Regions from separate parts of the Homo sapiens genome. Here region 1 is linked to region 2. The links are chromatin loops, found by intact Hi-C in ENCODE. Cell type or tissue: HCT116. All regions are shown on one strand. Links, peaks and the distances in the headings refer to the core of each region. The heading gives the core; the rest is flanking DNA.

Region 1 (2,911 bases), core at 250-2,749, 66 kb before region 2:
TCATAGAGGAGAGAAACAATGAAGGGCTTCCTAGTTTGGGGGGTCTTCGGAAGATGGGGCCCCATGGGAGGGGACTGGTCTTTGAGTTGTTGAGGTAATTTAATTCATTGTTCTTTCGTGAGCTAATTGTATGTGGAAATTTATGTAAATCTTTGGTAATCATCCTTTGAGGAATCTGCTGCTATCAAGAAAGAAAAAGTCAGTGTCAACCAGCAAAAAAATGGAAAAAATCAAATAGTGATTGCTGTTTTTTTTTTTTTTTTGAGACGGAGTCTTGCTCTTTCGCCCAGGCTGGAGTGCAGTGGCACTATCTCAGCTTACTGCAAGTTCTGCCTCCTGGGTTCATGCCATTCTCCTGCCTCAGCCTCCCAAGTAGCTGGGACTACAGGCACCCGCCACCATGCCCAGCTAATTTTTTGTATTTTTAGTAGAGACGGGGTTTCACCGTGTTAGTCAGGATGATGGTCTCGATCTCCTGACCTCGTGATCCGTCTGCCTCAGCCTCCCAAAGTGCTGGGATTACAGGCGTGAGCCACCACGCCCGGCCTTTTTTTTTGAGAGTGTCTCACTCTGTCACCCAGGCTGCAGTGCAGTGGCATGATCTCAGCTCACTGCAACTGCCACATCCTGGGTTCAAGTGATTCTCCTGCCTCAGCCTCCTGAGTAGCTGGGAGTACAGGCATGCGCCACCATGTCTGGCTAATTTTTGTATTTTTTTTTTTTTGTAGAGATGGGGATTCACCATGTTGACCAGGCTGGTCTTGAACTCCTGACCTCAAGCCATCTGCCCACCTCAGCCTCCCAAAATGCTGGGATTACAGGCATGAGCCACCGCGTCTGGCCTATTTGAATTTTTTTAATCCATACTGCAATGCTAGTGGAGAAGGAGAATGAGTTTTATGGTGTGGTTTCAAGAGCCCTGCAGAAAAAGTAAGTATCTTGAAGCAGGTTGTTATTATTATTATTATTATTATTATTATTATTATTATTATTATTTTCTGGAGACAGTCTCGCTGTGTTGCCCATGCTGGAGTGCAGTGGTGCGATCTCAGGTCACTGCAACCTCCGCCTCCTGGGTTCAAGCAATTCTCCTGTCTCAGGCTCCCAAGTAGCTGGGATTACAGGCCCAAGCCTCCACGCCCGGCTAATTTTTGTATTTTTGGTAGAGACAGGGTTTCATCATGTTGGCCAGGCTGGTCTTGAACTCCTGATCTCAAGTGATCCACCCACCTCAGCCTCCCAAAGTGGTGAGATTAAAGGTATGAGCCACTGCACACAGCCTATGTTGTTTGTTTGTTTGTTCGCTTGTTTATTTCTGAGACAGAGTCTCACTCTGTCGCCCAGGCTAGAGTGCAGTGGCACCATTGCAGCTCACTCCAGCCTCGACTTCCTGGGCCCAAGTGATCTTCCCACCTCAGCCTTCCAAGTAGCTGAGACTACAGGCATGGGCACAAAATGTTGAATAAAATAACACAGCCTTCGTTACCAGGAATCCTCAGTAAAGCAAAGCTCATCTACTACTATTTAGTTTTCGGTTTATTTGTGGACTCTTCGGTTCTTGCAGTGATGTATGTACTCATGATGAATTCTTCTTGGACACTGAACCATATCCTCTCACTGTGGAAAGCTGGGAATTACGCTAGTATTGTTCATCCACCACGTGGTATGCGGGCATTTCTGAACATTCCCTGACTTCAGAAAAAGATGACCCCAGGACATTTGGTGGTTTCTGTTGGCCAGTTCAGACCTGAAATTAATCTTCCTTTGCAGATCAGAGCTTTTGAGAAATAGTTAAACAAGATGATTGAGGCCAGGCGCGGTGGCTCATGCCCGTAATCCCAGCACTTTCGGAGGCTGAGGCAGGTGGGTTACCTGAAGCCAGGAGTTCAAGACCAGCCTGGCCGACATGGTGAAACCATGTTACTACTAAAAATACAAAAAACATTAACCAGGCATGGTGGCATGTGCCTGTAATCCCAGCTTCTTGGGAGGCTGAGGCATGAGAATTGCTTGAACCCAGGAGGCGGGGTTGCAGCGAGCTGAGATCGTGCCACTGCACTCCAGCCTGGGTGATAGAGCAAGACTCTATCTCAAAAACAAGATGGTGATTGAGTCACCTCCTTTATTGAAACCTGTTCTCATTAGAGATTGTTGTACCAAAGATGATGAGACTTCAGATGAACCAACTAAGAAAGCTGTCTGAGGATTTAGGAATTTTAAAAGGTGTGGAATTTCAAAGAAATATTCCATTTTGATGAAGTAAAGGTTAAAGAAGTGCTTGTCTGAAGAGACAGTTGATCTGCATACCACGCAGAACAAGTATTTTGGGATGGGTGTTGTGAAAGTTTTGGCCAACACAATTTTTTTTTTTTTTTTTGAGACAGAATCTTGCTCTGCCATCCAGGCTGGAGTGCAATAGCATGATCTCGGCTCACTGCAAGCTCCACCTCCCAGGTTCAAGCGATTCTCCTGCCTCAGCCTCCTGGGTAGCTGGGACTACAGGCAGGTGCCACTATGCCCGGCTAATATTTTGCATTCTTAGTAGAGACTGGGTTTCACAGTCTTAGCCAGGATGGTCTTGATCTCCTGACCTCGTGATCTGCCCACCTCAGCCTCCCAAACTGCTGGGATTACAGGCGTGAGCCACCATGCCGGCCTTTTTTTTTTTTTTAAGAGATAGGGTCGGTCCAGGCCAGGTGCGGTGGCTCACCCCTGTAATCCTAGCACTTTGGGAGGCCGAGGCAGGCAGATTGCCTGAGCTCAGAAGTGTGAGACCACGCTGGGTAACATGGTGAAACCCCGTCTCTACTGAAATACAAAAAATTAGCCAGATGTAGTGGTGTACGCCTGTAGTCCCAGCTACTCGGGAGGATGAGGCAGGAGAATTGCTTGAACCCGGGAGATGGAGGTT
Region 2 (2,911 bases), core at 216-2,715:
ATCACTTAAGTCCAAGAGTTCAAGGCTGTAGTGAGCTGCAATGGTGCCACTGCACTCCAGTCTGGGCAACAGAATGAGACCCCATCTCTTTAAGAAAGAAAAATTGTGGCCAGGTGTGGTGGCTCACACCTGTAATCCCAGCACTTTGGGAGGCTGAGGCAGGTGGATCACCTGAGGTCAAGAGTTCGAAACCAGCCTGGCCAGCATGGTGAAACTCCGTCTCTACTAAAATAAAAATTACCCGGGCATGATGGCAAACACCTGTCATCCTAGTTATTCAGGTGGGTGAGGCAAAAGAATTGCTTGAACCCGGGAGGCAGAGGTTGCAGTGAGCCGAGATCGCGCCACTGTACTCCAGCCTGGGCAACAAGAGCAAAACTCCGTCTCAAAAAAAAAAAAGAAAAAGAAAAAAGAAAAATTGCATGATTAGCTTCTAGTACCCCGAAAGCTTAGAGGGCAAGTAGAAGGAGGAGCTTGCTTTTTGGGGAAACTTTAATCAGCAGAGGTAGGCCTGGGGAGGCCTCCGCAGGACCGTATGAACCCTGAGCCCACTGTGGGAGCAGAGCAGCCCCCTCCTCACCCAAGGAAGCTTCTATCCTTGACTGTCCCCCTTGCTGACTGAGTGACCTGTGATCTGTCTCTAGTCATTTCTTGCTTTGAGCCTTGGGCTTCCCAGTTCCCACGTTTCCTTTATGGGAATGTTTATGGAGATCAAGCCAACCATGCCTGTTAAGGGTGGGTTATTTTTCTAGAGAGTTTGACCACCTGAGCTAACATCCTTGCACCCTCCCACCTGTCCATCTGTCTATTCTACTCATTCATCCATGTAGCAAACATTTATGTGGCATCTAATGTGTCCAGCCCTGTCTGAGGCTCTGAGGATACAGCAGTGACTCAAACAACATTCTTTTCTTTCATGAAACTTATGCCTTGGGGTGAAGAAGACACCCCAATGAAACAGATCAACTGGGACAAGAGGGTTGAAGGAACTACACAGGATCAGGAGACAGAATAATATGGTGGCCTCTTTGGTGGTAGTCTGAGAAGTCTTCTTGGAGGAGGTGACATTTGAGCTGAAATAAGAATGATAACACAGTCAGACATGTATGTGACTGTCTGGGGTGCAAACATGGTACAAGTGAGCTTGGTGAGTTGGAAGCCCAGCAAGCAGCAGTTGCTATGGATTAAGCTGGGGAGGCAGAGGTGGGGAGGCAGCAGGGCCAGAATGTAGAGGGCAGGAATGTGTGCAGAAATAAGGGGCTCAGGTAAGGCGGAACCTTGAACTTGGGGTCCACCTTGGGGTCTTTGGGGGGAGTGGTACCTCAACCGGCAGCATCTCTGGTCACTAACACCCTGTGGGACCTCTGCTCAGAGAGGCTCAGAGTGGAAGAGACAGGTCCGTCTGGAAGGGACAGCCAGGACCCGGTGCAGAGGCAGGCTGTGGTTATCTGCAAACAGCCCCCTTCCTTCCAGCATGTCACGTGCTCCCGCCTGAGCCTCTGGCCGCAGGAATCAGGTGACCCCAGGCAGCGGGCCAGGCTGCAGGGGCGGGTGAGTGAGTCAATGTATGCAAGTGTGTGTGTGTGTGTGTGTGTGTGTGTGTTTTCATCTCTGGGAGGCCCAGACATCTGGGGTCTGAATTAATTGCCTTTTTCACAACCATGGACAAGTCCTGTATTTCCAGCTAGATTGAAAGCAAAACAAAACAAACCTATGTGCATAGCTCTGATCTGCTGAGCAGTGCCAGGGTCCTTGGGGGTTCGGGGAAGCCGTGGGAACCAGTCCTTCTCACTCAGACCCCTGAAGAGGGGCAGGGATCCTCTACTCATGCCCCCTAACCCACCTCCCGTGTCAGTACAAAGCCCCATTCTCTCTCTTTCCCCCAATCTGGGGCTATTTTTAGCCACTAAGAAGGATTATCAGTTTGGTTCCCAGGTGGCAGGGGCCAAGCTGGGAGTGGGGCCAGGGAGGCTTCAAACAGCAGCCAGGCTTGGGGGCGGGTGGGGTGAGGGGAGAAGAGGCTGGTCACACTGGCCCTGCCACCCACGCGGTGGCTCTGCAGATGACCCTGAAGCTGCTGTCGTCCAGCCCAGCCCAAACACTTCAGCTGCAGCTTTAAGGGAAGGTGGCAGGGGCAAGGAAAGCTTCCAGCAGCCTTAGGCACCTCAGATGCTGGAAACCGTCCTAAGGGCTTGGAAGAACCATCTAGAAGCCTCCATAGGCCAGCACCCCTTCTTTCCAGACCACTCCCCATCCTGCCCCCACCTCCTGTCTAGCAGTAACTATCACAGTCTAAGCTGTTTTTTGGGGGGTTTTTTTCCGAAACAGGATCTGCTCCGTCACCCAGGCTGGAGTGCAGTGGTGTGATCACAGCTCACTGCAGCCTCAAACTCCTGGGCTCAACCAGTCCTCTCACCTCAGCCTCCTGAGTAGCCGGGATTACAGGTGTGTGTCACTATGCCCACCTAATTTTTAAATTTTTTTGTCTTGCTATGTTGCCCTGGCTGGTCTCGAACTCCTGACCTTAAGCAATCCTCCCACTTCGGCCTCTCAAAGTGCTGGGTGTGAGCCACTGCACTCGGTCCTCTAAATTTTACTAGGTGCTCACTCCACCTCAGGTGCCATTCCGAACCACTCCATGTGGAAGAGGGGCTATTGTTTGTTCCATTTTACAGATAAAACTGAGGCACAGATAGGCCACGTTCCATGCCTGGTAAACGGGTGAGGCAGGAATCAGGAATCAGATCCGTTGTGATATCAGCATGGAGTGTTTATAAACTGCCCGCCTGCCCTGAGCCTCACAATAGCCTGGTAGAACAAGGAGGGAATCTAGCTGTACCCATTTTTCAGATGGGACAACTGAGGCCCAGGAAGACAGAGGATGACAGGGAACAAACAGAAGAACTGGATC

Evidence for each region. A loop is a pair of places that touch in the nucleus more often than their neighbours do. Peaks named below come from ENCODE experiments on the same cell type or tissue, not always from the same donor. Only the 100,000 strongest peaks of a DNase experiment are listed, where the experiment ranks them.
Region 1: a loop joins it to region 2, with 6 times the contacts of the local background. A loop is called at or near these places in 5 of 110 quality-filtered maps.

Annotation. Positions count from the first base shown.
Region 1 is chr19:8,173,217-8,176,127 of GRCh38, forward strand. It overlaps the pseudogene LOC100422633. Among named protein-coding and RNA genes, the nearest start is that of FBN3, 25 kb to the left of the region's middle. In HCT116, for the core only: no CTCF peak of the experiment used is centred there; no DNase peak of the experiment used is centred there.
Region 2 is chr19:8,239,013-8,241,923 of GRCh38, forward strand. The region is part of intron 2 of CERS4 (ceramide synthase 4); the gene reads left to right. It overlaps LOC107985282 (a long non-coding RNA gene), which reads right to left and starts at 1,482. Exons shown (of 2, transcript XR_001753859.2): 1 at 1,322-1,482; 2 at 891-1,073. RefSeq lists a silencer at 1,504-1,553. In HCT116, for the core only: no CTCF peak of the experiment used is centred there; a DNase peak (open chromatin) is centred at 1,509; H3K27ac peaks cover 958 bases.